6 separate regions of the Mus musculus genome follow, and regions 2, 3, 4, 5 and 6 are each linked to region 1. A link is a loop called in an ENCODE intact Hi-C map of the cell type or tissue named here. Cell type or tissue: left cerebral cortex. All regions are shown on one strand. Region 1 has its middle 45 kb from the start of Fgf12. Region 2 has its middle 60 kb from the start of Gm32356. Region 3 overlaps Fgf12 (fibroblast growth factor 12). Region 4 has its middle 97 kb from the start of Gm52250. Region 5 has its middle 50 kb from the start of Gm32356. Region 6 holds the start of Gm32356 (a long non-coding RNA gene).

Region 1 (5,000 bases):
TCCATGGTGACCGGACGCTTGGAAAGTCACCAGTTGGCATCACTGCAGCCAGAAGGAAACAGAAGTACCTTCCTACATGGAGCTTGCTCTCTCTGTTTCTTCCAGCAGTACCCTTAGCCTCTGACACTAGGTGCTCTGCATCCAGAGCAGGTCTTCCCTACCTCCTCAGTAAATCCACGCTGGTATACCCACTTCCACATTTCTCAACTCAGATTGACATAAGATCAGCCATGTGAGTCACCTTTACTGGGAGTACGAATGTTAAAGGACTTGACTGAGAACATGATAAGGGAGAGGTAGAAATGAAGGGATGACGGATAACACTGCTGCCTCAGCTCTTTCCTCTGCTTCAGCATGCTGTGAGGCAGATAAACAACAGTGTGTTTGTTGACACCATCACTGAATTGTACAAGATCACTCATGTCAGTAGCCCTTTAGCCCTGTATCGCCCCATGAGCTGACACTCAGTTAGCATTATTTAGCAGTTCCAGGAGACAGCAGTGTTGAAAATGGTCAGATAAAGCGAAATGAGCCACCTTCAGTGATCCTCCCTTCCTTCTTTCCTTCCTTCCTTCCTTCCTTCCTTCCTTCCTTCCTCTCTCCTTCCTTCTTTCCTTCCTTCCTTTCTCTCTCTCCTTTTTCTTTCTCTCTTTCTTTCTTTCTTTCTTTCTTTCTTTCTTTCTTTCTTTCTTTCTTTCTTTCTGTCTGTCTGTCTGTCTGTCTGTCTGTCTGTCTGCTGCCTGCCTGCCTGCCTGCCTGCCTGCCTGCCTGCCTTCCTTCCTTCCTTCCTTCCTTCCTTCCTTCCTTCCTTCCTTCCTTCCTTCCTGTCTTAGTCAGGGTTTCTATTCCTGCACAAACATCATGACCAAGAAGCAAGTTGGGGAGGAAAGGGTTTATTCAGCTTACACTTCCATACTGCTGTTCATCAGCAAAGGAAGTCAGGACTGGAACTCAAGCAGGTCAGAAAGCAGGAACTGATGCAGAGGCCATGGAGGGATGTTCTTTACTGGCTTGCTTCCCCGGGCTTGCTCAGCCTGCTCTCTTATAGAACCAAGACTACCAGCCCAGAGATGGTCCCACCCACAAGGGGCCTTTCCCCCTTGATCACTAATTGAGAAAATGCCTTACAGTTGGATCTCATAGAGGCATTTCCTCAACTGAAGCTCCTTTCTCTGTGATAACTCCAGCTGTGTCAAGTTGACACAAAACTAGCCAGTACCCTTCCTTCCTCCCTCCCTCCCTCCTTTCTTTCTTTTCCTTCCTTCCTTCCTTCCTTCCTTCCTTCCTTCCTTCCTTCCTTCCTTCCTTCCTTCCTTTCTTCCTTTCTTTTCTGGTAAGCAGTGCAATTTCTATACATTTATATTAAAAGGTCAAAACGATGAATTTTTAAGTAGTCACCTAAGGTTTGTGCCTTGCCCCCACCGTCTGGCTGTGGTTTCACTTTTCCACAGATAAACTTGCAACATCAAATGACATGCACAAATTCCAGACAGATGCCTCCAGTGTCTGGACTGAAGACAAATTATATCACTTGGCTGTCAAAAAGAGTGCCTCTTTTGACGTTACAGAGCAATTTGTTTAATGACACAATTGCCGGTCTGTGGGACGGAGGCTGTCTTCTTTGTTGCTCAGAATTCCTGGGGCACTGCAGAGAGCCAAGTCTTGCAGCACGATTGTCGTTATTTCTGGGCAACTGCCACCACAGCATTTGGACTGTGGAGTGAAGAAGGGTGGCTCTCTTCTGCAAGTGGTTAGTTTTCTTTCAGGCTGGGCGAGAAGTTAGTTTTCTAGTGGCTTCCTTAAAGGTTAGTTTGACTAAGCTAATTCTAAACTAGGAGATTGTAGAGCTGAAATCCATGAGTTTGAGAGTGAACTCTGTAAATTCTACTATGTGCAAGAGACCCTAAAAGTGTAGTGGGAAAGCCACAAAGAGAGGCACAAGAGCCTGCCCTCCCCAGACTTCTCAATGAAAACACAGCTGAGCTGTATCTGATGAGCTGAAGTGGAAAGGAGAATATAATTTTTGTGTGACAATATGATGATGGGGGCGAAGGACTCAGGGAAAGGGTCTGTCTGAGAAAAGTTCCGGGAAGCAGTACTGACTGTATATAGGAAGCTGGACTAGGAAACCTGGCGGGATAAAGGGCAATCTCCTGCTACAACGTTTTATTTCTGCATCATGTGCAGAGGGAAATGGACACACCCTATGGAGGAGGGTCCCCAGAAGTGACAACTGCAACTGTCCACACCTGAGTTCCAGACCCAGAAATTTTGATTCCGTTGATCTCATGTGGGGTTCAAGAAGGTGTACTTTAAGAAAATGTAAAACTATAGGTGATTTCAATGCAAATGACCCATAAACTGCTGCTCTGACAATTGTTGCTGTTAAATATGGAAAGCTGACTCGCTTTTGCAATGTAAAAACAGCTTTTTCCAGGGAAGATTTAATGCAAAAGAAGCAATTAGTTCTCTGCCTCAAAATATGGGTGGAATTTATTGCTCAGGTGCTATGTAAATTTTAATTTTCATGTAATATGCATAATTAGTGCTCCCCACCTCTTTGAAATTGCAAATCTTTTATCTGGAGAATACAAGATTGTCCTTCACCACAAATCTTACCTGAGAAGAGATTCATCACATTGCTATTTCTGCCACTATTCAAAGAAGTGCTAATATGGGGGAATTCATAAAATCAGGCTTCACTTCAGTGACTGGAAGGTGTTCAAGCCGTTTAAAAACACAATTCTCTTCAACGTGATTTGAGAGTTAAAAACCTAAGTCGGCACTACAGAGTGAGGCTTTTCCCACTTCTGACCATTAGGTGGCACCGTTCCCCCATCTTCGGTCTCTTAGCAAGCAGTGCTGAAATGATGCTGAGAAGGTATCCAAAGCAGAGAGAATCTAGGGAGTTCCTGTCATCCTGTCAGCCTTAAGGAATGGCCTTGTTTGAATTATTCTTAGAACACAGAATGACAATATTCTTTGCTCTTTACCAAGTTGCTTTGGCTTGTCTAAATGCTGAAGGTCACGTTATCGTGTTCCAGAAACAATGTAAGGATCAATGGACTCTATAGAAGAAGCAGAAACAAAGCAGCCTTCCACACCGACAAGGAGAAAAAAAACAAAAGGTAAAAAGAGAGAAAGGTCTAGAAAAGAAAGCATATGACCCTTCTAGGAACCCACGGAACAGGAAACAACAGGAGCCAAGAGAAGAAGAGGGAATCCTGGCAGATACTGACCTACGGGTTATTTTACTTTCCCCAATGTCAGTTCTCAAGGTCAGACTGGAGAAGAAAGTAGGTTATGTGCTACGACATGCTAGTCTGTAGTTTTAGAAGTTGTCCCTGGAAATCAAGGCTGCAGACTGATGGCCAGTGTCACACTTCTTCAGAGTCAACACATGATGTGAATGCCTAGCATTCAGAATACCCTTACTAGTTGTATTTATTTTGAATTGTGATTTTTTTAAAGCATTCATACATACAGTTTCTAAGTTTTCCTCTACGTATACTGTATTCACACCCTTCTCCTCTCTCCTCCCTCTAAGTCTCCTTGTTTGCCCCATCATTCCCTCTCAAATTCATGGCTTCTTTTTCTTTAGTTAATATTGTTACATCTATGCATATATAAGAATTAGCATATATACAGCCTTTGGGTCCATTTGGCACTGCTTATTCAGCCTTTTTAGTTTATAAGGCATTGCTGGGACTTTTAGAGTTGTGGGATTCTCTGGTTCCTGCATTGAGAGTAGGCTTGTATTCCTTTATCTCTGTGGCTGAACCCAACACCTGGCTTGTGCTGGCCTTGTGCACACATCGTCAGTGTCTCTCAGCTGTGACAGCAGATCTTCCCTATTCCTTCTGCCGATTTCCTTACTGGCTTGAGACACAAGGCTTGGTGAGGAGGATCCAGAATCCCCTTGGGAGATTGTTCTATCAATGGTTTATATGAAGCAAAAATCTAAACCATAAAGCTGATTTGTCTGATCTAGAAATGGCTTCTTTTATTTGTGTTTTTCTACTAGGCTTAACTCCTCCTCCCAGGGAGTTAACTCCTCCTATGGAGGAGCAGAAGCCACCCGCTTTCTGTCTTTATTATAGGAAGAACACATTTGAAACTCAGGGGCCAGGCAAGGTCTCATATAAAAGATTCAGCCAAAATAAAATGATTAACTGTGCCTTCTAATGCAGGGTGATCATGTTATTTCATTTTGACCCCACCCACTCTCCAGTAATCTAAAATATAGTTACTAAAAAGATATTCAAAATCATTCATTTAATCTTTTAAAATGTGACTTTCTATAACATGTGTGTTTATGTTTTATATAAAGTATTGTGCATAGGGTCCCCTGCATGTCTGGATGGTTTTCATGTGAGATGCAAAGGTTTCTCTCTCCTTTGCCATGTGTTCTGTCTGGAATCCTGTTTTGGCGAGGGCTTCACCGAGAGCAGGGAGATCTCAAGGTTATCCCTGAGTACCTGATGTTTACATGCCTTGCTGGGAAGATGGCTCTCCTCGCAGGTGTCTGCATCGATCTGTGAGGAGTCTGCCCGAGATCCAGACTTTGTGAATCATGTTCCTCCTGCAGCCTCGTGCAAGCCTCACCTATGGTAAAGATGGAAAGCAGGCGGCTTCGGCTCCTCTCTCCGGAATCAGGATGGATTTTAGGCAAGGGTCATTCAGCGAGCGATCTGCAGCCACTGTATTGGTACCATCCAAATAAAAGAATGCATTTATATGTAACGATTTGGGGTGGACTGGGGGTTTATTTTGAATTGATTACTAGAGAAGCCTGAGATTATTTATTGCCCTTTCAAAGAAAAGCCATCAGTCTAACCCTAACATCTCTGCTCTGTACTAGATAAGGGGTTTATCTGTGTTTACTGGGCAAGCTCTGATGATTTTCTTCCTAGCTCCTCAGACATTGCACCCAATTAAACTCATTGGCATCTCCATCTAGTCTGCACCTGGTCTCTTTTCTTTGATAATGTTAATGATCT
Region 2 (5,000 bases), 960 kb after region 1:
TGAAGTGGAAAAGATGTTAGGAAAATTCTTATCTTGTAACACATTGTAATGGTTTTAATCATTCTGTGATAAGAACCATGAGCAAATAACTGATGATGAAGAAGACACTGATGAGGAGAAGAAGATAAAAATAAGGGACAACCCATTATATTCCTTTTATTTTTCCTCCCCATTTAATTTGTTTTGTTTTCTTTTTATTGCTATTGTTCTTGCTGTTGCTATTGCTGTTACTGCTGCTCCTGCTGTTGTTTGGAACAGGGTTTTTCTGTGTATCCCTGGCCATCCTGGGACTCACCCTGTAGAGGAGGCTGGCCTCAAACTCAGAAATCCACCTGCCTCTGCCTCCCGAGTGTTGGGGTTAAATGTGTACAGCTCTACCACCCAGCTATACCTCATTTCTTTTCTTTATTTTTTCATAATATATTTCATAATATTTTATTGATTATGTGAGAAATTCATTTCATGAAGATGGAGCATACTTACTTCCAAGTCCTCCCAGACCTGCTTCCCCAACCTTTGCATCACCCCCCCCCACACACACACACACACACACAAAACCCATATATTTTTTGTGTTGCTCATATATTCACTGGAGTATAGTCAAACTCCTGGTAGCCAGCCCCTTAAGAAAACCTAGCTCTTCTGTGCCTGGCCTGTTGAACACTAGCAGTCTTGATGAGATACACGATACATGCTGACATCTGAGATGATGTGGATGGCCTTGGTCTAGGCCTTTGCAGAAAACATGTGTAAACCCAACATGTGCTCCTTCTGACTACAAAGGGCAAGGAGGTGACTTTTGACATCCTATTGATGACAGCAGACTCCCAGTTGAGAAAGAAGGACATAGAAGGCTTCTGTGGTGACCCAGTTCATCAAGTCAACCTCTGTGCCCCTGAGCACAAAGCCACTGAACACCACACAGCACGCAGCACCAGGCATGTTAGAGCAGCAAGAGTTTTAACACAGAAGTATAATGAAAATGCTTAGCTGCACTCCCAGCCACTGTGAAAAACAGGAAAGACCTTCCATGCCTACATAGCATTTCAAGAAATATAAACAAAATTAAAAATGGAAAGATGGAGAAAAAAAGCATTGGTGTTATACATATCTCATTAATTGCAGATATCTAGCCCTGATATCATGCTTATGACTGCAGGTACTAACTGATTTTCTCACAAATAATTAAAATAAACATGATTTCTGAAAGGGGTGCTTAAATTCTGTATAAAATAATTAAACTATCATGAATAGAGACATATATAAATATTCTACTGAAAATTTAATTATAATTAAGTGTAAGTTCCCAAGGTACCTCATTAATCCCCAATTTTATGATTCTAGTTTATAGGTTACTATAGATTTTACAAATCTATAAATTATGAACATCTAAGTAATATTAAAAGAAGAAAAGAAAATATAAATGAAGCTAGACTTAGTACTGATGAATGAGATACAGTAAGGATTTGCCATTATCCTATTTCAGCACACCACAGTGTTCCTGGGGATCATACCTAGAAAGTCACGTCAGGATACCCAGTAATCTATAGGAAGGATTTAACTTCATTCTGACTGCAAAGTAGGTATTACAATTTCCTCTAGATAATACATGTGTATCTGCTCATGGCCAATAATAACTGATGAGAAAATCCTTAAGTAATAATAGTTCAGAAATCACAAAACAAAGAACAAGACAGGATAAATTCCCAGTTACTTTTAAACAGACCCCAACCTTCTTGCACTGGGGCATTGAGCCTTCATGGGACCAAGGGTGGCTTCTCTCATTAATGCTCAACAAGGCCATCTTCTGCTACATATGCAGCTGGAGCCATGGATCCCTCTACGTGTACTCCTTGGTTGTTGGTTTAGACCCTGGGAGCTCTGGTTGGTTGATATTGTTGTTCTTCCTATGGGGTTGTGAACCCTTTCAGCTCCTTCAGTTCTTTCTCTAATTCCTCCACTGGGGACCTTATGATCAGTTCAATGGTTGGCTGTGAGTATTTGCCTCTGTATAGGTCAGGCTCTGGCAGAGCCTCTCAGGAGGCAGCTATATCAGGCTCCTGTCAGCATGCACATCTTGCCATTCACAAGAGTGACTGCGTTTGGTGACTGTATGAGATGGATCCCCAGGTGGGGTAGTCTTTGAATGGCCTTTCCTTCAGTCTCTAATCCACACTTTGTCTCCATATTTGCTCCCGAGAATATACTGTTACCCCCTTCTTAGAAAGACGGAAACATCCACACATTGGTATTCCTTCTTCTTGAGCTTCATGTGGTCTGAGAATTGTATCTTTGTTATTCGGAGTTTGGGGGCTAATATCCACTTATCAGTGAATGCATACCATGTGTGTTCTTTTGTGATGAAGTTACCTCACTCAGGATGATATTTTCTAGTTCCATCCATTGGTCTAAGAATTTAACGGAGTCATTGTTTTTAATAGCTGAGTTGTACTTCATTGTGTAAATGTATCACATTTTCTGTATCCATTCCTCTGTTGAAGTACATCTGGGTTCTTTCCACCTTCTGGATATTATTTAAAAAGGCTGCTATGAACATAGTGGAGTATGTGTCCTTGTTATATGTTGGAGCATCTTTTGGGTATCTGCCTAGGAGTCATATAGCTGGGTCCTCAGGTAATACTATGTCCAATTTTCTAAAGAGCTACCAGACTGATTTCCAGAGTGGTTGTACCAGCTTGCAAACCCATCAACAATGGAGGAGTGTTCCTCTTTCTCCACACCATTCTAATAAACCCAAACCTTCTAGGCCATCACTCTGGATGGGAATGTTCGTTTATAGCACCATCTAGTGAATGATTGAGAAGCTGGCTTTTGAAAACAGTATTGAGTAAAGAGCAAGTCTTGGAAGGAGTCTGGAACAACAACAAAAAGACATCTGTAATCATTCATATTTTCCTGTTCTGCATTTCAGCTAACTTATAGATAATAGTAGGAGACATACAGTCACAGAGTAAGCAATAAAGGCCTGAAGTCACCAATTGAATAAGTTGGTCTCCAGAATCACTGGTATTTGATTCTTCTAACCCATCCCCTGTAATACAATACCACTGGACCTACTGCTGTTCTCAGACTGCTCAGTTTTTCAGTCTCCTTAGTATAAGTAGATTTACCATCCAATGTCCTACTCTGGATAAGGGGATGGTCTGGGACTGTCAAGAGAAGGAATACTTCATAGCACAGCAATTACAAAAATGCTAACAAGGCTTGGGAGGTAGAGGAGCTGATAGGGTGCTCTCCTACTGTGATGGAGGCTCTGGGTTCAGTTATCAGCTCTACATAAACTGCCCATACAAAGGTAGTGTCAGCACTTGGAAGGTGGAGGCCATCCTAGACAACATGATACCTTCTTTCATAAGAGAGAGAGATAGGGTGGAGGGGTGGCTGACAAAACTTTGGCTGCCTTTTGAAGTACTTGTATGTCTTAGTGACCCCCTAATCATCACAATACTCTCTTAAGATGATACCTAGCCCATAATAAATAATCAATGAATATTTGCTGAATAACTACTGAGTAAGTCTATATTGACAACAATATGCTTGAAATAACTAACCAAAAGTAGTCAGATATAACAGACCCCACTTTCCTCAATACTTGAAAACCTATACCTAAGTCGGCTTGAGCATTTTTTCTTCTCTCTCTCTCTCTCTCATATATATATATATATATATATATCATCCCAATTGCAGTTTCCCCCACCTCCTCTCCTTCTAGTCCTCCCCTACCCCATAATCCAATTTTCCTCCATTTCTCTACAGAAGAGATCAAGTCTCCCAGGGTTACCAACCAAATATGGCATATCAAGATGCAATAAGAATTGGCACCTCCCCTCATATTAAGGCTGGAAGAGGCAGCCTAGTGGGAGGTAAAGGGTCCCCAAAGAAGGCAAAAGAATCAAAGACAGCCTCAGTTCCCACTGTTAAGATTCTCACAAAAAGACCAACCTACACTACCATAATATATATGCATAGGGCCTAGGTAAGAGACAGGTTTCTTGATTGTTGGTTCAGCCTCTGTGAGCCCCTGAGTCCAGTTTAGCTGATACCTAGTATAGAACCTAATAGTACTGGCAAAGGTGGGGTGCAATAAAATATTCTGCTACATTGGTATATAGGAGCCTAGAATAATCATTAGAGAGGCTTCATCCAGTAAGTGAAAGAAAAGATGCAGGGATCCCCAGGCAAACATTAGCCAAAGCTCTGGGAATCCTGCAGAAGAGGTGGAGGAAGCATTGTACAGTCACAGAGGACAAGGACATAACAGGAAAACCCTTGAGCATTTCCCGAAGCAAGACAATTCATGTCTTTTAAATGCAATGAAGTGCACCTTTCATGACATGCAAATCTTCTGTATATGTTCATAGTGAATAACTTTGGTGAAATTTAGGTGAAGTTTTGCCCAATGTACATTTTTCCAGGCTATTTTTCTTCAAACACCTAGGATTCTGGAATACTGATCTGTCTCTCTTTCCATTTTCTGACCTTCAGTTTCCTAAATATAATTACCTCCAACCTAAAAATCAGCCTGGGTCAAATCTTTACATGGAAAGAACAGAACCACAGTGCTCTAAGTAAAACCTATTTACTACGGCTGTCCTCAGTTGTCTAAATAAAGCTCCTATTGTTAAGTTTTTATAGAAGATATACAGCCACTTCTTTTTTAACCATGCTCTGGGTAGCTCTTTATTCTCCAACATTTGATAGTAGAAGAATAAACATGTATGATTATGTATACACAAGCATATGTAATTCAAAGGTGTGTCATGTGCATATAATAACATACTTAGTAAATGCATGTAAACATGCAACATGTATAGAAATAATACTCAAGCAGAGATTTCTATACAGATATTAGAGAACATACATCTTAGCCTTGGTTCTAACTAGGCTTACAACATTGCCTCTCATTTCTCGGCTGAGGCACACTCTGTATCCTATTCCTGATAGAATGGTCCATCTTCCCATCCTCAAGAACCCAGGTA
Region 3 (5,000 bases), 150 kb after region 1:
TGTCTTTTCCTCTAAGTACTTTATTTTTGCCTGTATTTCCCCGAGCTTTGAGCATCTCAGGGGTCATCATCATAGGTTGTGATATTTCTTTTGGACCCAATGCATTTGGTGCTCCACATTATCCAATTTCTGGACCACCTTCAGAGATTCTTACCATTTATAGACCATAGTCACCTTACCAGTCTGGGAATATCTATAATTCTCCTTTCAAAAATAACGACATTTAATATATAAAACAAATATGTATGGGAAGGAAATTAGAATCAATTATCATGAAAATTATACAATTCATGCTTTCGAAAAATTCTCAGGACTTCCTTTCAGAAAGACCTACCTTGACCAAAATTGACTCTTTTTATCTCTCTTTCAGAGCCTTGCTTCAGATAGTTGGAAGTTAGCAGACTGGTTATTCGTGATTCAGTTGGTTACCTTTGAGCAAAAACATTAAGATCCTTTCCAAACAATTATCTTCATAAACTTTAGAACAGCATTAGTGAACAATCCCAGTCAAGATCTGTTTCATCTAATGTCCAAATCCATTAAAAGATCAGTTACATTTGCATTTACTGACATTAAAATGAATCAATATAGTTTGAGAAGTAACTGATGGCCAGTCCTGGGGAAGGGTTGTTTTGTTAGATAAGGGCATGATAATTCTCACCAGGGCACCTAGTCTTCAGCTGCTCCTGGGTACAGTACTTTCCAAGTAACTATCTGCCATACTCAAAAAAGAGTGATTCTCTTTCCTGGGAACTATCAGCCAGCCAGGGCTTCCTGAGCCAGCACTAGAATGCTGGGGAAGCTGCTGGTGTTCCCTAAGGCTTTGCATAAGTTCTTACTGGATTGTGTAGGTGAGGAACCAAATCCATAGAGAAACAGAGGCCCCATGGGATGGGCGGGGCAGCGAGCATGTGGTGGAACAAAGAAGAACAAAACAACTGGGGTAGTTTTGTGATTCTGATTCTGTGATAAAGGCTTTCAATGAAATAAATGTTCATTAAAATCTGCTGGGCTTTGAGCTGGAAGGTTTACGCTTACTTGCTGGCTTAGGTTTTGTTCCTTGCAGGTTGTATTGAGGACCTTTCTGTAACGTCCACTCATTTCCTTTAGAGCCTGTCATCCCTTCACTCTCTGGAAATCATGAACTCACTAGGCGATGTTTAGACTCCGCAGGATTCAATGGGGCAGGTCTGTTAAGCCATCCTTAAGAACTACACTCTTGCCCATTATCTTTTTTTAATGCCTAGAAAAGAAAGTTTAGGTAAGGTTGCAGTGGAGGGGGTTCTGGTGGTTATCCAGGGGACTATGGAGCTCCTTTTCTGGAATGGAATCAGATAGACAGAAGACAGAAGGCAAATATCCCTTCTGAGTGGGAGGGGACTAAGGCTGGAATAGGCTAGACAGGGATTCTAGATTTGGTGTTTTATAGGGCTCCTGGGTCTTTCTCCTTCAACTATTCGTTTTGTTTAGATACCAGCCCCTTTCCTTCCCACTTTTAATCATCAGAATATCTTTTGGGAACAACATGCCCCCATCTCAAAGAGCCTGTTTTTACTTTTCCTATCCCTCTACCCTCAAAGGTGTGTATTTCAAGTATTCCCATAGAGTTAATATGTTCATGGATAAGTATTTATGATGTAGTGTGGCCAATGTTTCAGCTTTACTCTAAGAGAAACTTAAACTTTTCCACTTTGTGAATCCACTATTGGGAGAGGAAACAAGCTCAGGGATATTTAAAACATATGGACGAATAAGCTGTATCCAAAACCATGATTAAGCTGTGTCTGTAACTGCTGCAGAAGCACAGATTTACATACAACCAATCTGTATGATAATCGCAAGCTTTTGTCATCCAGAATTTCAGTAGGGGAATGGACTTTGAATCAGCAGGATGTAGTCAAAGTGATACTATTCCAGCAACAGAGATTAGTGCAAATTGGTGAGAAGAGGAGAGCTGTCCTACATCTTGGCCATCACTCAATCTCTGGCACTTTCCCTCAGCTATTGTCCTTGTCAAGGTCATGTTCATGCAAATCAAATGAAGCTTGCCTCTTTGGGGAAATGTTCTGAATTCTCACTCAACAAAAACTACTTACATGCTCCCATCCCTTTATAGTATTTAACCACTTTCAATCATCTATCTATCTATCTATCTATCTATCTATCTATCTATCTATCTATCTATCTATCTATCTACCTATCTATCTATATCTAATCTATCTGATCTTCTGAAACTGGACTTCCAGGTGGTTATGTGGGTATTGGGAATCAATTCTCTGCTAGAGCAACCAGTGCTTTTAACAAATAAGCCATCTGTCTTCTTTCTTTTTCCTTTTTGAGATTTATTCTATCTATCCATCTATCTATCTATCTATCTATCTATCTATCTATCTATCTATCATCTATCTATCATCTAGCTTTTATTTTTCTCCCATACATCCTGATGGCAGCTTCCCTTCCTTACATTCCCCTCAGTCTTCCCCCAAATCTGCTTTCTCCATCAGATCCACTGCTTCTCTGTTTCTCTTCAGAAAAGAGTGGGCCTCTCTGGGCTATACACAGAACATGGCATAATAAGATGCAATAAGACTAGGAACAGACCTTCTTGTATCAAGCCTGGATGAGGCAACTCATCTGGGAACAAAAAGGTCCCAAAGGTTGCTAAAAAGAGTCAGAGACACCCCTAGTCCCACTGTTAAGAGTCTTACAAAAGCTCCAATCTAAACAACGCCCATGTATGTACAGAGGACCTAGTGCAGACCCACACAGACTCTGTTATTGCTGTTTCTGTTTCTTTGAGCCCTACAAACACTACTTAGTTGTTTCTGTGGGCTGTGTTCTTCTGGTGCCCTCTACCCCTTTGGCTCCTATGATTCTTCCTCCTCCTATCTCACAGAATTGCCTAAGCTCCACTTAATATTTGCCCAATCTCCATTAATTTTTAGGTGTGTACCTCTGTGTGTGCTCTCATTGGCTGCTGGAAGAAGCCTTATCGATGATGATTGGACTAGACACAGATTCTAAGTCTCTGGGCCACCCATTTTCTGGATCCTGGCCTTCCACCCAAACAGTGCCAGGCATTGGCTCCCTCTTGTGGTGTAGGTCTCTAGTTAGATCAGTCATTGGGAGGCCACACCAGTAAGCTCTGAGCACCCAAGCACATCTTGTAGATAGGACAGGTTGCAGATTGAAGGTTTAGTGGTTGGGTTAGTGTCCCAGTCCCACCACTGGAAGCCTTACCTTGTTCCAGAAAATGGATGATTCAGGCTCTGTATCTTTTATTACCAGGTATCTTTGCTAAGGCTATCCTCCAGGTAGTTTCCACTGCACTAAGCTTCCATATTGTCCCATTTCAAATGCTCCCAATTTGTGTCTTCCTTGGGTCCTCTTTGTCATTGAACCTCTCTGTCTACCTCATTTTCAGTTCTTATTTACCTGTTTTTAGTTCATTATAAACTATGCAAGATACAGATATTTGCTTTCTTCTTTCTAAAAAAATCAGTGCCTTGTAAAGAGAATTCCACAAATGAATGAAGGATGAAATTAAGCTAGGAGAACTTTGATTCTTTATTGATGATGTTATGTCTGAGAGCTGGCCATATTTTGTGTCCAGCAATGTGTTAAACTTACACAATAGTGATCAAACTTAACAACTGTACTCTTATTTTTTTCTTCTTCCTCTTCTTCCTCCTCCTTTTTTGTTCTCTAAAGTATAGATTCCCTGAAAAGTTAGAATTCTACTGTTGTTGAGAATGTGTGGAAAATCTGTGTCTCTTACATGTCTAACACTCTGTGACAAAGAAGTGAGCTTTATGTGACCAGTGCAAATAAGCAGTGTGATTCACTCTCAGCTCCCAAAGATGCGACAGTGAGCCATGTCAAAGCAACACTGTTCATTTCAGCAATGCTAAGGATTCTATTTCTGTCTTCTCAAAACACTGGCTTCTGTCATTTTTTTTTGTCTTATCAAAACCATGTGTTGCTTGAAGCTTTTAATTTCTATTTCATTACTCAAGCACTAGATACCATTATGCTGTGGACTATTTCAGTAAAATATATTTATAAAGATGCCATTTGCTAATGCCTTACTAGATGTATTAACTCCTTGCTGTAGTAAAGTACTCCAGGAATACCTATATAGCCTTTTCTGTAAATATGTGAATTGTCAATTAAAAATAATTATATTGCAGTATTACTTGTGATGCTAATCAAACAATTGGCACTGAATAGCACAGAGTGTGGCCTTTGAATTCCAACTGCTCCAGAATATGTGATTCTCTCGTCAAAGTATTACATCTGCACCAGTGTGGCAATCTAAATATGGCTACTCCCTTTTAACACTTTGGTTTATAACATATTTTTAGGCTAGTGAATGAATCAACCCTCTTCCAGAGCTGTGACTCAGAGTGTGAAGAATTCTAGTCAAATCTCTCTTTTTGATTTTTTGAAAATATTAAAGCAGTTATACCTATTCTTTGAGTCTAGTACCTTTTCTTGATTGTGTTACTTTTTTGATTTTTTTAAAATAATAAAGCAGTCAGACCTATTCTTTGAGACTAACACTTTTTCTTGATAGTATTTGTGGCCTGGATATAGGAAATATGCCATTGAACACAGGAAAATGCTAGCAGTATCATTGCTGTGCCCAAAGAAATCTGGATAATAAACTTACACAAAGCTGTTTGGAAGTGGGCAGGGTATCCCATTTAGGGGCATTCTGCTGATCACTTCAATTTTATTCTTTGTGTAAATGTATTTGTAAGCCTGGATTCTCTGGGTTTGGGCTACAAGGTGTTCAAGAACGATAACATCACTGAAATGAGATAAGAGGATTAGACTACACATGCTCAATATTTCCTTTTATTTTCTTCTGAAATATTAAGTGTAGACTGTAAAATTCCTTGCTTTTAAAGTTGCAAAACATCAATTTCCCATGACATTCCCTAAGGAAGTATAAAACCTTGATACAAGAATTATACATTACTTATACACATTAAATT
Region 4 (5,000 bases), 350 kb after region 1:
CCAACAGTGCTTGGTGGTCAAAGACCTGTAACTAGATATCCCAGGGACCTAGTGTAAAATCAATTCTGCTATTTGCTCAAACAAAGTAGCAATAAAATGACTCCTAATGACAGCTGTTCTACTCATAAATTGGCACATCCACAGTTATCATTAGAGAGGCCAGGTCCTGTCAGCAAGCACTTCATGACATCAGCAATAGTGTTTGGTTTTGGTGTCTGCAGATGGGATGGATCCCTTGGTGAGGCAGTCTCTGGATGGCCTTTCCTTCAGTCTCTGCTCTACTCTTTGTCCCTGTGTTTCCTTTAGACAGGAACATTTCTGTGTTAATACTTTTGAGATGGGTGGGTGGCCCCATCCCTCAACTGGAGGTCATGCCTAACCTCTAGATATGGTTTCTACAGGATATCTCTCCCCAATGTTTGGTATTTCAGCTAATGCCATCCCTGTTGGGTCCTGGGAGCCTCTTTCTTTCCTGACATCTGGCACTTTCTAGTGGCTATCCCCCAGTTCCCCATTCCCCACTGCTACACACCTCCAATCAATTATCTGAACCTCTGTACTCCCCTCCACATATCTGACCCCCATTTTCCCTCCCCCTCTTCTACCTCCTGTGATTATTTTGTTCCCCATTTTAAGTAGGTCTCTTTGTTTTCTAAGGAGAGACAAAACCTGTGTGGATCCAGATGGAAGGGGAATATCTGGGAGGAGTAGGTAGAGGGAAAACTGCAATCAGGATATATTATATTGAGGGAAAAAGTCTATTTTCAATAAAAGAGTAAAAATTTCAATTTAAATAATTCTGTGTGTGATTATATTTGTTTACTGTTAATTTATTGGTTTCTCTTTCTTTTTGCTCTTAGTTCTTTCTACCTTTCCCCATTTCCCCTTACCTGACTTCTTTTTGGTTGCCTGACAGTTTATCTAGAGATGACAACATACATATTTAATTTCCAGTCTATTTAGAATTAATATTTTACCACCTGGGGTTGAAAGTAGAAAGCCTACCACTATGTGGGCCTGCCGAGCCTCTCACTTGCTATTATCTATGGACATTGCGTTTCATGGATGTTTGAATTTCTCTTCTGTGCATTCACTCCTGGTTTTAAAAACTCAAGAAGGGAATCTATTTACTCAGATCATTTCCACTCCACTGATCTTCACTTTGGAAGAATCTGATTTTTCTTCTGGTTTCATTTCTTTTGGGGCTAAACAATTTTCTTCAGTTATGCTAGGGGTGGGGCAGGGTGGCTAGCAATGGATTCTCTTCCTTTACCTTTAATCCAAAACTGTTTTAGTTTCCTTTCAGTCCTGAAGATATGCTAGCCAGGATGGCAGTGCTTTTTATGCAACACTTTAAAAATGCCCCCCATTTAAATCTCAGTGGTTGCTATCTGATTGTATCCTTATTTTCTGTGTGCCTTCAGAATTTGGATTATTTCTTTCAAACTTCTGCAACCAAATACCTGGCAAGAACCAGTCTAAGGAAGAAAGGGCTTATTCTGGCTCATACTTTGAAGGGCTCATGCCATCATCATTGAAAGAGCATAAAAGCCAGAGAGAAAGGCACAGAAGTGTCAGCAGGAAGCTGGTTTGTCACATTATGTCCACAGTCAGGAATCTAAGAGTAAATAGAAAGCAGAACTAGGATATGAGCCTCAGGGCTTGCTGCCAGTGACATACACTTCCCACCAAGCCTCCATCTACTAAGGTTCACAGGCCTCCCAAATATACCCACCAGCTGGGGACCAAGTGTTCAAGCCCATACACTTAGGAGGACATATCACGTTCAAATGATAATATTTTAAAATTTCTTTTTTTCTTACAGTTTTCACAGTCTGATTGTCATGTGTCTCCATGTGGATCATACATGACATTGACCAAGAGTTTGAGTCTGTAGATGTTTTTGTGTGGCTAACTTTGGCTTGTTATATACATTTTCTTTGGTTCCTTGCTTCCTAGCACTGTTCTCCCTGGAAATCTCATGACTTACACACTGGACTTTTCCATTGTTAGCTTACAGATCCCTAAGAGTCCTTTCCCTATTGTTATCAGCACATTGTTTAGATTGAATCATTCTTTGCTCTTCAAAGAATTCTTCAAATTCACTTGTTTCTTCCATCATCTCCATTTTGCTCTTAATTCTTTCAGGGGAGAATTTTGTTACAGTTTTTGTGAGTAGAATTCCAGATTATCCACTTGGTATTTATGTTTTCTGTTTTTATAGCACACTTTCCATGGCCCCTTTGTTTTCAGGAGTCAACTTCTAAACCACATGGTTTCTTACTGCATCCTGGACATTTTGAATGTCCCATGGTCTTATGGATCTCTGTATCATCTTTAAATATAAAACAGAAGGTTAATATTTTGATGCCATGAATATTCAACTAGATGGGTTCACACAGGAGTTTCGAATGCCTTTCCTATAATGTGGCCACTTTACCAGAATAGTTGTCAAGGCAGTTACAGTAATGCACATGATCCTTGACTTATAATGAATGATTACGTTTAGAAACTTTCAGCTTTATGATTGTGTGAATGCATGCATATGCATGCTGTATATCAAAAATTTCACCCTTTTCCTGAGCCAGTGATATGTTCCTGTCAAACACAAATAACCAATGCTACTTATGAATTATGTTTTTAAGTAATGGCACTTGGTATGCTAGGTGTTTAATGTGTATTTTTCAATTTATGATGTTTTCAACATAAAATGAATGGGTTTATAAATCCATCAGAAGTCCTTGAGGGGCTCTTCTGAATGTGGTCAGTCTCTGAGCCACCTAGTGGCTAGTCTTGGTCTTAGCACTGGTTCATAGTCTGTGGGACAGAGAATCCAGTTTATAAACCACTTCTTTAGAATGATTTTTCAAGTTCCACCTTGCTTGCGCTCCAGATCCTTTGGAACCCTCCATATTGCCTTGCACTGGGAAGTTAGACGTGTGGCAATTCAGAGCACTTCTAAGGTATGTCTATATTGAGTTCGAATAAAAGGCCAGGTAGGGCAACAAACAATGCTATATAAAGATGACCTTGCTTTCTGAATCAGACAATGTCATTGATGGGCGTGAAAACATAGACTCTTCAGTCTATAGACACTATAGCGCCCCAGGTTATTTAGGGTTTAGCTATGAAATGGGAGGTACAACAAGAGAGAAATACAATATTGATTTTTTTATATTTATCTAAATAACCTGAGTTTCCTTTCCTGTTACTTGAGCAGGTCCTGGAGGATTTCTTCTGCAATCCATCAACTCCTTTGTCTACTGCTCTATTACTAGAAGATACTAGAAGAAAATGTAGTAAAGCTACCACTGGCTTAATGATAAGTGAATCCAGAGCTACTACTTTTCAGGATCCCTAAATATATTCCCTCTCTATCCTAGCCAGCTCCATGAAAATAAATGCACTTAGTATAAAGTGTATCGAATGAATCCTTCTGTTTCTTAAATTCCTAAAATTCAATGGTTTTTAATTACTATTTTACTTTTTCTTTCTAGTCACTTTTCTTCCCTTCAAAGACCCCTTCCACTGCATATATGCATATATAAAGCCCAAGAGGAATATAGATAAAGAAAAATATTTCAATACTCCACCAATCTTGTTAGATTCAGGGGAAAATTAAATGTCTCCATCTAACCCAGCTGCTATATAATTATAAAGCATGACTATCTGAGTTTTAAAACATCGCGGGTTAAGGAATTGGTGGTTTTGGTTGGTTGGTTGAGGGATGGGCTTTGATTGTTTGTTGTTTTGTTTGGTTTTTTAAACTAGTATTCAGAAGGAGAGAAAATGTCTCAGTAGCTCATAGTTCTTACCACACAAGATGAGACTTGTATTCTAATAGTCAGTTCATGTGTAAGAGGCTGGTATTACACTTGTAACCCCAAACTGTGGGGAATGGAGACTGGAGATGGTTTGATCTTGGTGGCTTCCTGCTTTGCTCCAGGCTCACTAAGAAAACCCATCTAAAAGGAATACAGTGGCAAATGACATTACAGGACACCTGCAAACCAAACCTTCCCTGAACTCTGCGGCATACATCCAAGGTATATAACATAGACACACACACACAGAGAGAGAGAGAGAGACAGAGAGAGAGAGAGAGAGAGACAGAGAGAGAGAGAGACAGAGAGAGAGAGAGAGAGAGAGAGAGAGAGAGAGAGAGAGAGAGAGAGAGAGAACTGGTGCTGTGAATGGCTAATTGGGAGTTTCTGTTAAGCCCTCTAATTTGGATTTAAAATTTATCAAAAACTAAAGACCTCTAAGTGGATTTAAAGGCAATAAGAGTGTCACATTATAAGCTACAGTTAAAGCTTAGTGCTTCAGATAAAATATAGAATCTGCCCACCCATACAAAATGCTTAGAATTGAATAGCTGGTTCTCTTTTCCTAGCAAGATCCATAGCATTTCCTAGAGTAAACGAGGCCACAATGACTGCTAGTCCATAAATAAATAACATGCTCCGCAATCGTGTCAAAGCTATAGAGATGGGATCACTCTGCTAAAGCTATTAAAGAAACAGCCTGATAGCTACATAATTATGCATTATCCAATCACAAGAAGAGCACCTTTGCCCAGTCTCATGTTGGTAGATTTCTCTACATATCATTTATTGAATAAAAACTTCATTCTTATGTTTAGGGCCTGCGACATAGTTTTTAAATATAGTTAAAGCTTTTCTAAAGTATGTGTAGTCACTGACTTTTAAGCAAAAATATATAGAGGACAAGTAATAAAGGTACCAAATTTTCACACAGAAAGAGCAATGTTTGTGTTGGAGATGTAGTTATATCAGTTAACTTTCCATACCATTTCATTTTTATGTTTATCAGTTTCTACTATTGAGGTAAGATAGCAAAACATGAAGGTAGGCCAGCTTGGTTGACAAAACCAGAATATAATACATTTCATGCTATTTCTTTAACTATTTTTAAAAATTGATTTTAATTATGTATATGTGGGAGTTGGGAATGTGGATGTGGATGGGTATATGTATGGT
Region 5 (5,000 bases), 970 kb after region 1:
GATAGCCATCACATTATTGAATACATTGATCAATACTCACAAAATTTCATAGCATAAAAAGTGAGTATGAGTATATACAATTAAAAAACTTAAACATTTCTTCTCCCAGCATGAGATCCCTGGGGAAATTCAATTTTGGGGGGTGTGGCTCATTGTTTCAATATCAAATTGATAGTCAAATTGAAGGCTTCAGGTACCTCCTTGGATACTTGTCTATCCCAAGTTGATTATATTTCATCTCTTTGTTCTCTTTCTCATTGTGGCCGTATTGGGAAAATCTTTCTCTGCTTTGCACTATTAGTTTGGCTCATTTGACTCATTTTATTGGCATATTAACAATGGATATTCAAATTTCACTAGAGGAAATGTCATGACCCCAAGTTTGATAGCAAAAGCTGCTGAAATAATGCTTTATAAATTCCTCACTTTCTAATCAATGTTAGGAAATTCCAGTACAAAACAGATATCAGTGTGATGAGCTCATATATTTGGTCAGGTTGTCTCCTACATTTCTAGTTTTAATAAAATGCCTACAGTCCTTCATCTCTATCCTTTATAATGCCTAGATTATTATTCCACCATGAGATAAACTGCAAGTCAGCAAGATAAAATCCTAGTAAAATTCATTCTCTTTTAAACCTCCACATCAAATTCATAATCAAGCAAAAAGAGATGCTGTATATTCTTCTATGATACATTAGTATGTATTGAAAAAAATAGTATCCAAATGAAATTCACAGTCATTTCAACTATCTACTGATAATGAGAAATTTGACTTTTAGGAGAAATGCATTTGGCTGAAAAGAAAAACTATAAGCTTGGCTTATTTCTTTAGCTTCATTCTACTTAATGGACTCAGAATCTTAAGGCAATTGTTCTATGTCCCAGAATTCAACAAAGCGTTTGGAGCGTAAAAGAAGAGATGAATGTGTCTGTTTCAATAAACTAGAATAAAAATGCAATCACTACTTCCTGTGCCGATCACCACATCATAAAATCACTGATGTTTCATCGTCAAACTCCAGTTACAATGCAAAAATTCCATACACATGAGCATTTCTAGACCATTTAACGGCAAAGCCATACTTCATAGATTGGAAAATCATGACTCATTTTGGAATGCATAGGTAAATATTTCAATAATAGACATTAACAAATTGTTTCAAGTAGACACATGTTAAATAAAAATGTGAGATCCTGAATTTAATCAATAATAGGCAAAATCAACAGAAATATATAGAGTATTCTTTTATGGAAAGTTTTTCTCAAATTTTGGTTAAGTTTCCTACACTATGATAGTGGTATTCACTAATGATTAGTAAGGTGGAATACTTGAGTCTTTAATGTCATCAGCCTTAATGGATCTTGGGGACCACTGACAATTCAATCATCATATTTTGCTCTTGTAAGTTTTGAAAGTGAGACAGAAAATAGCTAGTCAATTTATGCCACAGACAGGACAAAGTCTCCTGTTATGACATTCCTTTTTTTTTCCTTTAGTGGTGCTAACCCAGTGCCTGAGACATGCTATACAAATATTCTAACATTGTGTACCACTGAGCCATACCCCAAGCCCAGATTCATAATTTGAAAGTGCATTATCCATAGAAAAAAACATGGATGTAAAGTCCCAGAGAAGACTTATAGCAATTTGTGATGGAGCTAACTGATAAGTGTTCAGGAATGCTGTGATACTTCAACATGTCACTGCCTCCAGCCCTCAGGTTGCAACTATACACAGCAATTGGTAGTTTCACATAAAATTAAGTGTTATATTAAAGACTTGAAATTTTGATATTTTTAAAATTTATACTTACAATTTCCAGATATTTTTGGTTACATTAACTCAAAATAAACTCACTTACTAGTAACATTTCACATTTATAAAGCAAACATAGAATTTGTATATCTATGTCTATAGAGGATGTAAGTCTACAGCAGAGAAAATTGAGTATTTTAGTTATATATGCTTTTCTTGTATGTATACCTTTACCGAATGAGAAATAGCCATAACTGCTTTACAAGGATGGGTTACTCCTTTGATAATCATGAGGCTTAGTCAAAGTGTAGTGAGCTAGCTTGAGGAGATCAGAATGGGACCTGGAACATGATAAGGAGCCAAGGAAACATTAAAATGAAAGGAATGGATTCCCAGGGAGCCTTTGACACAGTAGAGGAGACAAAGATTCATAGACCCCTTGATCATTGGCCGTGGAATATACTGTCTTAGTCCTTATGGAGACTAATTTCATCACAGACACCATCAGCAATTTTCAAGTAAGTATCATCAAGGATAGATTAGATTGAGCTGTCAAAACAGTGAGTGTTACATGAAGGAAAAAACAATGCATTACATTTTAATTTTGTGTAAATTATCTATGACATATTCAAATGAAGTACATCAGTATTATTTGTGGTTATTTTCTCATTTTTATATTCCATTTCCAACTATATTTTGATTACCAGCTGTATTTTTATTGTCCCATAGGAGTCCTCTAGAGCCATTTATTGACTCAGTATAGTTCAAATGGCAATAGATATTTTGAGTATTAAGTGTTGATTGGTTCCTGTGTCACTTCAATACAATACACTATATTGTGGTATATGTGCCTTGCATTGAGCTGCACACACATAAAATTGCCAAAGTCAGTTGTTCTCAAGATGATTTCAGCCTTAGTTCACATTCCAACTGCACAGTAACTGAGATCCAAATAAAGAGAGTTAGTTAAAGCTGATTTTTTATTCATCTCAATTAATTTATCATGTCACCATTCAACCACATACTTATAACTATTTCCACTAATCCAACTATGCATTTTCACAAATAAGCAAGCAAGCAAGCAAACAAACAAACAAAAACCATGATGCTGCATGCACAGTACTACATGGCAAAGAGAAAGGTGTGTTTTCTGAGCATTGCTCCTGACTTTTGCAGTGAAATTTCACAGGTACATAGATCTCAATTTCTCAGGAAGTGAAGTGGTCTGGAAAATGTTCCCTGCTAATTAATAACACTGGATTCTAGGATTTGGTCACATTAGACATTGTATTTGATGTTTGAGAACAACTTCTGTGAAGGCAAAGGGATGGGAGAGGGCAGTGATACAGACATATGCATTTTATATGATTAGCAAAAGCTAATTTAATAATGCAGCAGAGAATTTGAAATGTGGCAAGCCTTGCCAACTGACTATATACATTCTCTCCTTCCCTCCCTCTTTCCTTGCCTTCCTCTCTCCTTTTCTTCCTCCCTCCCTTCTTCTTTTCATCCTTTCATTCTTTAATTCCTTCCTTTCTTTATTTTTTTTGTCCTTATGAGATAGAGGTGAGTGGATATATAAGTGAAATTTCAACTAATTCTACTTCTAGCTACCTTTGGAGAACACTGAGGTTAGAAAGACAGTGAGGTGGGCTATAAACTTCCTTTTGAATACACAGATATATTTTATTAACACAAAACTGTCTAATAGGTGAGTCCCTTGAGAACAAGTTGACTTCTGTGAAGTGGTATTTAATCTTTGTACTTCATATTTTATTTTAAATAATAGATCACATTTTATTTTTATAGCAATAGTCACACATAGTCATCACCCTGTCCTCTGGAAAAGCGTCCCTTTCTTTCATATGAATAACTTTACACAGATTCTCTGCCATGAGCAGTGATACCTTCTACAAATCCTTTTTCCTCCTTTCACATGCTACAGAAGGGAAGAGAGGAATTGACTGTTTTTGTTTTGCTGCATTTCTTTAGATTCTTAAGCTGTGCACACATATTTTCAAAGTTTCATTCTTACAAATGTACACATTCACAAACTATCTCCGCACAGTTCCAACTATTTTACTGGATTAATGAACAAAAATGAAACACTAATTAGAATTCCTCTAATTTAACATCCCTGCCTTGCAGGCAACATTATTTAAAAAGTTGAAGTTGCAGTACAGAAGTAGTTTTATGTACTGCATAACAGAAAGTATTTCTCATTGCACCTCAAAGTCATTATCCTGTAAAATGGCTGCTTGCCCATCAGTTGATTGTGCTCAAGCTTAAGTGAAATGGTACTTGCTTGCTATACCTTTTACACTGACTACAATTTGAGACCTCAGGAACTTTATGTTTATAGTTTCAGTGTCTGTGAATGTAAGCCCATATCTGTTGGCTCAAACTTTATATACTCGTAAGTATAGTTCTATGTTTAAGACTCCAGATGCTGCTCTCGTGGTATCTTGTGTCTCTGCTCTTTCTCACAGCCACTCCCCCTTTCTTTAGCTTTTCGGTGAGCTTCCATTTACAACTTCTTTGTGCTTCAGCTTTCTGCTGTTCAATGTGCACAGTACGCAATTCCTCTGCTTCACTGCTAGATCGATAGAGGAAAACCTTAAACACTAGAGCCAATGAGAAGACTCAGCCAGTCAACCTTCTAGTGCTCAAGCCTTATTAACTAAGTTCCACCCCCAGGTCACCAAGGTAAACCAGGAACAAATCCCCACATAGGTGCCTTCTGATGTCTACTCACACTCTGCAGGTGTACACCTCTTCACTCACATTCTGTCATCCAAAGCAACAAGATTTGAATAATCCATGGTTCATTCTTCTTTGTGTAAGTGTGATAGAAAAATAAATATCAATATAAGTGATATGAATGTTGTATTTATTTTTAATATGTGTTACCAAATTACTACAAAACTCAATCACTTGAAAGAGCACAAACATATCATTTCCAGATCCATAGATTGCAAGACTATTTGAATCTCACTGGGATAAAATCAAGGTGTCATTGGAGATATACTCCTTCCTCAAAGTTCTGAAAGAGGAGCTGAAGTTCTGATAGGGGAGCCATCTTTCTCTGTGTTCCTTCCATCTCAGTCTTCTCCTCATTCAGACTTACCTGGGAATGTGACTGAATTTAAAAGTCTTACATAGATAACATGAAGAAAAGATCGTTGCTCATCTTAAAGCTTACAGTCATGTTATAAGGTTGCTTTTGCTAAGTAGCATGCAT
Region 6 (5,000 bases), 1.0 Mb after region 1:
CGAACTCCCACTGCAAGATGCAGCTCTTCCTCTGTCCCTTCTGCCCCGGTGTCACATTAAGAAGTCTGACCAGTCTATATCTGCAAAATCTCTCTTTATTGTGACAGATCATAACCACCAGGCATACCAATTAAAATACAGCAAGAGGGTACAGAGAAAGAGAAGAAAAAAAAAAATCTGCCATTTACCAAGAAGCCTGTTTCCTCGTGTGTAGGTAGCTTTCAATGCTCATTATGACATTATCTGATTAATGGATTGGTTTTATGCCCCCCCCAACCCCCACCCCGACACACACAGCATGAATACAGTGCCCATTTTAAGCTGGTCTTATTTACCTTTTATGTCGCTGAACTTTCTTTTTGCCATAATTCTTCTTCATTTTTAGGGAAAAAAAAAAAGCTCTGTCTACTTCAAGTTTGCTGGGAATGCCTCGTATTTCCATTAGTGGAACACTTCAACGCCCACACACACTTCAGAACATGCAAAGTCACTTCTTTTCACTGGCAAATCTATTTTATTTTTTCCAAGTGCATTTCACCTACTTAGCTTGCAACTTAATTTAGGCTCCAGGGTATGCTCTAGTGCTCATCAACAAACATATGGGTGGTTTTGTTTATCCTTGTTTTGATCATGGCAACTATCATTTATTAAATAATTTCCTAAAACATGTCACTGTAGATTTCTGCAATATTTACTATTTTTATTCATTTGTGTGTATATGTATGTGTATGTATATGTGTATGTATATGTATATATATGAAAGTGGAAACTATGTGATGGTTAATTGCCATTACCAATCTGACCAAAATTATAATAATCACTATGGGATCACATCTCTGAGCTTATCTATGATGGTGTTTCCAAAAAAAAAAAAAAAAGTTAAGCTAAGAAGCACTTTGAATGTAGGCTGAACTGTCCTGGTTCATAGCTGAGGTCCTGAGAGACAGGAGGATGAGAAGCAGGAGGTCAACACATGACCAGCTGCCTCACATTCTGCCCTCATTCCTTTCCTAGCCCTGTGAAGTAAACCTTCAAACTGTGAGCCAAAGAAACTCTGCTCTCTTTTGGTTGGTTTTTGCAGGGTATGCTTCCATAGCAATAATCTTAGAGCTTACATGCAATTCAACCAACTCAACTCTAATCTAAATCTGTCTGATGTCCTTATATCCTAGTCAGTGCCTGGCTTGATAGCAGTTAAAATTCATAACCTGACACTATCCTCATTTTTCTTTAATGGCCCCTTTTCAGTCCCAAGTAGTAGGCCTAGAAATTTACACAAATTGCCCCAGGATATCCTGAAAGACCATCACCAAAAAAAAAAAAAAAAAAAAAAATCATTGCTTCCCCTAGACCAATTCTCCTATATTAATACAAACTTTTGTGACTGTGCCTCTTTCCATGTTCCAGACCTCAGTGCTTATAGAAATGGTACTCTTAGCAGCCTTGGGCTATGTGAACCCTCACCTTGGTTATCTTTCTCCTCTGTAGTTATTATTCCTTTTCCTTCAAACTCATTCCATATATAAGTATCCATTTGGGAACCAAAATCTTTCATCCTCCAAGCTTCCTGATATATGCAATGATATATTACCATAGGCTCCTGTCTCTGACAATGTTACTTCTTTCCCTACCCACTCCATCCATGGTGCTTCTTCGTAATTTCTTTCCCCATATCTGGTCCTTCGCCTCCCTGATGCTCAATTCCACCTCAACCTCGGTGATGGGTCATCATGATCCACTTGTTTCTACTTCTGAATATTAATTGCTGATACAGCTGCTGAAACCAAGCAGCTATGACGATTGATGCCACCACCATAAACGCATGGAATCCGATCCCAGCTGCTCTCTAGATCCACAGGGCTCAGCAATTCCTAGTCCAGGCCCTCCATCATTCTCTTAGGCCATGTTTCCAGACCTCCACCATTTTCCAAGAGCTCCCAAGTGCCACCAGCTTAGTTTAGACTTTAACTTGCCCCCTTGTGTCATTTTCCTTAATTTCCCAAAATGTCCCCTTTATTCTCAGTATTGGAAATTTTCTCTGCCTTACAGACGCTTTCAAGGAATGCACACTCTGCCTTCTTCATCCCTGTGCTGCACATGACTTTACCTGCAGCTGATTCTTTTTTTCTATCTACAGATGAATATATGCCCCTGTCATTCTATGCATCTTTAGTTCTTTTCACCAGGAATTTTTCTATTGTTAACACATTTTCCATGTGCTTTAAGCTTTTCCCTTTCTTGTTGGTCATTACCAACATCGATTAAACATGTGTAACTCCCCTACACTCCAAATCTCTTATTGTAATCATAACTTTATGTAATTATGGAACAGAGTTTGCAATAAAATATAGTGAAGCTTTTAACTGTGTTTCAGAGGATAAGTGCTACTGTAATTAGTTTTTGTTATACTTATTAATATTCTAAAGTTATTTTTATCATAAGCATTTGATGCTTTTGTAGGTAAACTAGCACTTTGTAAACACATGAACTTTTTCCTATAATTTTTTTTTTTCAGCAAAATCAGTTTATTGGCTTTAGCAGGTATGGATACGACTGTCTTGCCATCTCTGAGCGCCCTCTGCTGGCAATCCTGAAGAATAGCACACAAACAGACCTTAACAGCCCAAAAGTTTGTAAGTAACTACAGCTAGGCCTGGTGGTGCACACCTGTAATCTCAGCACATAAGAGGTACATACAAGAGGATTAGGCGGCATATATAGCAAACATTATCTACATACTGAGTTCGAAGCCAGCCTGAGATATGAGAGCGGTACTTGTAGTTCCTAGGCTTCACAGATGTAAAACTATTGACTGTGGAAACTTGCATAGCACCTTTGGATACATAGCTCCTGGTAAGGAGAGCTAATCTTCAAGGAGGCTCCAATGGGTGCAACTTAGGCCATACCAAATCTTTGAAGCCCTGTGTATGAAGTGCATGATGCTTTCAGCAATGCCATTCTACTTTGAAGTCCAGGGAGGAAACCAAGGACAATGGCAATAGCCTATACTATTTTGGAGTCTCTTGAACTCTGCTGAACAACAGCTTGAAAACAGAGTTCCCATGGCCAGCCCCGAAGCTTTTGGTAGATGGTCAGTGACTCTTGGTATTCTTACAAGGGAGTCTGAAGTTTGGAAAGGGGGGGTTTGGAATGAGCACATCAGAGTGGTGGGTGGCTGTCTGTCAGATATGCAGCCTGGACAAATAGCTTTGAGCGGAAGGAAAGTGCATTTTCCCACTCAGTCAAAAAATCCTGGTGAGATTTTCTTAACCTTCACAGCTCATTCCTCTACATGTGTGTATGTATGGGGTGGGGGTAGCCAGATTCTTGGTCATTTTGTATTCTCTCATGTTCTCTTTGTTATTGTAATTAATGGTAATTATGAAGAACCCTATATCAGAATACAATAGTACTTTTCATTCTTTCAAGATACTGAAAAACGTGTGTGTGTGTGAGAGAGAGAGAAAGAGAGAGAGAGAGAGAGAGAGAGAGAGAGAGAGAGAGTGTATACCACATTTTGGCTAGTTTATATAAAAATTTTCAAATATGACTTTCACTTTCTCTGTACTGTATACTTCAAGTAGTTCTTATAAAGAGGCAGCTGGACTTTAGCACGCAGATAGTCTTGTCTCTTTCAATAGGAATGCTGAACACCAAAACATTTAGAATAGCTCCTCAAACGTCTTTAGTTCCATCATTTAAACCCTGCTCCTCCCTTTGGCCGACTCTTCTGTGTTTCTTCCAGACATCATACTGCATTCTTTCCCCCACTACTTACTTGCTAGGCAAGAGAATTCTCTGGATAGCCGTTCTGGTCCAACTCTTTCACTCTTCTCTTTTGTGCTTCTCAGGAAAGCCTGAAAATAGCTCTTTTAAATCAGCTGGAGATGGGAAGGGAATTCATGGGAAATCCTGAGCTCTGTTATTGTCTTCTGCAAACAAGACAGTGTCAACACAGTGGTTAAATAGGCACATCTGGATTGTAGCACTCTGGGCAGGTTGACTTTCAGGGACTCTTGACTGCAGGGCGTGGGTGGCATTTGCAGATGAAACCTCCCCTACTCTGGCAGTTATCCTGAGCAAGCTGGGATTGGCTTGAAGGGAATCTTTGCCTTCTGTTGTCCCTTTATCCCTAGCTGAACAATGTAAATCTGCTTCATATGCTTTGTACTTGAAAGTGTGCTGTCTCACTAAAAGTTTGTAACCAGATTCTTGGATATTTTGTATTCTCTCGTTTTCTCTTTGTTGTTGAAATTAATGATAATTATGCAAAACTGTATAAAAGCTTAATAGTACTTTTAAATTCTTTCAAGATAGTGAAGAAACCTTTTTTTCTCCTAAAAATGTGTTCTTAGATAAGCAACATAAAAACACCCCTGAAAGCTTGTTCCTCCTGGAAATATAGGGCCTAACACTGGGGTTTTGACATGTATCTATGATTTCACAAACTACTTAGTTACTTAAAAAGGGAAAATCTTCAGTAGTATAATTACTTTTGTATAATTTAACATCATTCTATTGTCACTTATGTGCCATTTTCATACATTTAATTTCAATTGCATCTTAAATCCACAAAATGGCATTGTTTAAAAAGTCAGTATTTGCCCCACTTGCTGGACCCCAGGCAAACCCAGCAGCCATGAGGTCTGCCCAACCATTTTGAGCTCCACCATCCAGGCCACACCTCTACCTGTAATGTCAGATCTTCACTCCACTCCCCACCCCACAGTTCTGCCCACTTCCCAGGAGACCTGCTGCCACCCAGGACCACCAGTCCCAGAGGCCTGTGACTCCCAGGGACTACCAGGCCAGCCAACACCAGAAACAACCAGATGGCTGTGAGGAGCGGGTGTGGCGGCAGTCCCAAAGGCGCCAGGGACTGCAGCTAAATCGTATGACTTGCACCTGACTTCCTCATATAAGCCACAAACATCTTGAGAGCTGCGCAGGTGTACCAGGATACTGGTGAATCCATTTTGATGGAGATATGCCCCTGCTGC

Evidence for each region. Peaks named below come from ENCODE experiments on the same cell type or tissue, not always from the same donor. Only the 100,000 strongest peaks of a DNase experiment are listed, where the experiment ranks them.
Region 2: it touches region 1 in a loop (5-fold over the local background); 3 of 42 quality-filtered maps call a loop at or near these places.
Region 3: a loop joins it to region 1, with 4 times the contacts of the local background. A loop is called at or near these places in 2 of 42 quality-filtered maps.
Region 4: it touches region 1 in a loop (6-fold over the local background); 9 of 42 quality-filtered maps call a loop at or near these places.
Region 5: it touches region 1 in a loop (4-fold over the local background); 3 of 42 quality-filtered maps call a loop at or near these places.
Region 6: it touches region 1 in a loop (10-fold over the local background); 34 of 42 quality-filtered maps call a loop at or near these places.

Annotation. Positions count from the first base shown.
Region 1 is chr16:28,488,549-28,493,548 of GRCm38, reverse strand. It overlaps a transcript of Fgf12 not described here. Among named protein-coding and RNA genes, the nearest start is that of Fgf12, 45 kb to the right of the region's middle. In left cerebral cortex, a CTCF peak has its summit at 2,818 (motif pointing right); DNase peaks (open chromatin) are centred at 1,651 and 2,831; H3K27ac peaks cover 673 bases.
Region 2 is chr16:27,524,667-27,529,666 of GRCm38, reverse strand. No RefSeq gene overlaps it. Among named protein-coding and RNA genes, the nearest start is that of Gm32356, 60 kb to the right of the region's middle. In left cerebral cortex, a CTCF peak has its summit at 2,820; a DNase peak (open chromatin) is centred at 2,774.
Region 3 is chr16:28,336,220-28,341,219 of GRCm38, reverse strand. All of the region lies in intron 3 of Fgf12 (fibroblast growth factor 12), which reads left to right. Among named protein-coding and RNA genes, the nearest start is that of Gm52250, 100 kb to the right of the region's middle. In left cerebral cortex, a CTCF peak has its summit at 3,093 (motif pointing left); DNase peaks (open chromatin) are centred at 3,136, 3,911 and 4,311; H3K27ac peaks cover 476 bases.
Region 4 is chr16:28,138,969-28,143,968 of GRCm38, reverse strand. No RefSeq gene overlaps it. Among named protein-coding and RNA genes, the nearest start is that of Gm52250, 97 kb to the left of the region's middle. In left cerebral cortex, a CTCF peak has its summit at 2,784 (motif pointing left); no DNase peak of the experiment used is centred here.
Region 5 is chr16:27,514,850-27,519,849 of GRCm38, reverse strand. No RefSeq gene overlaps it. Among named protein-coding and RNA genes, the nearest start is that of Gm32356, 50 kb to the right of the region's middle. In left cerebral cortex, no CTCF peak of the experiment used is centred here; no DNase peak of the experiment used is centred here.
Region 6 is chr16:27,466,551-27,471,550 of GRCm38, reverse strand. It overlaps Gm32356 (a long non-coding RNA gene), which reads right to left and starts at 4,167. Exons shown (of 3, transcript XR_384790.3): 1 at 3,779-4,167. In left cerebral cortex, a CTCF peak has its summit at 2,575 (motif pointing left); DNase peaks (open chromatin) are centred at 478, 2,616 and 3,922.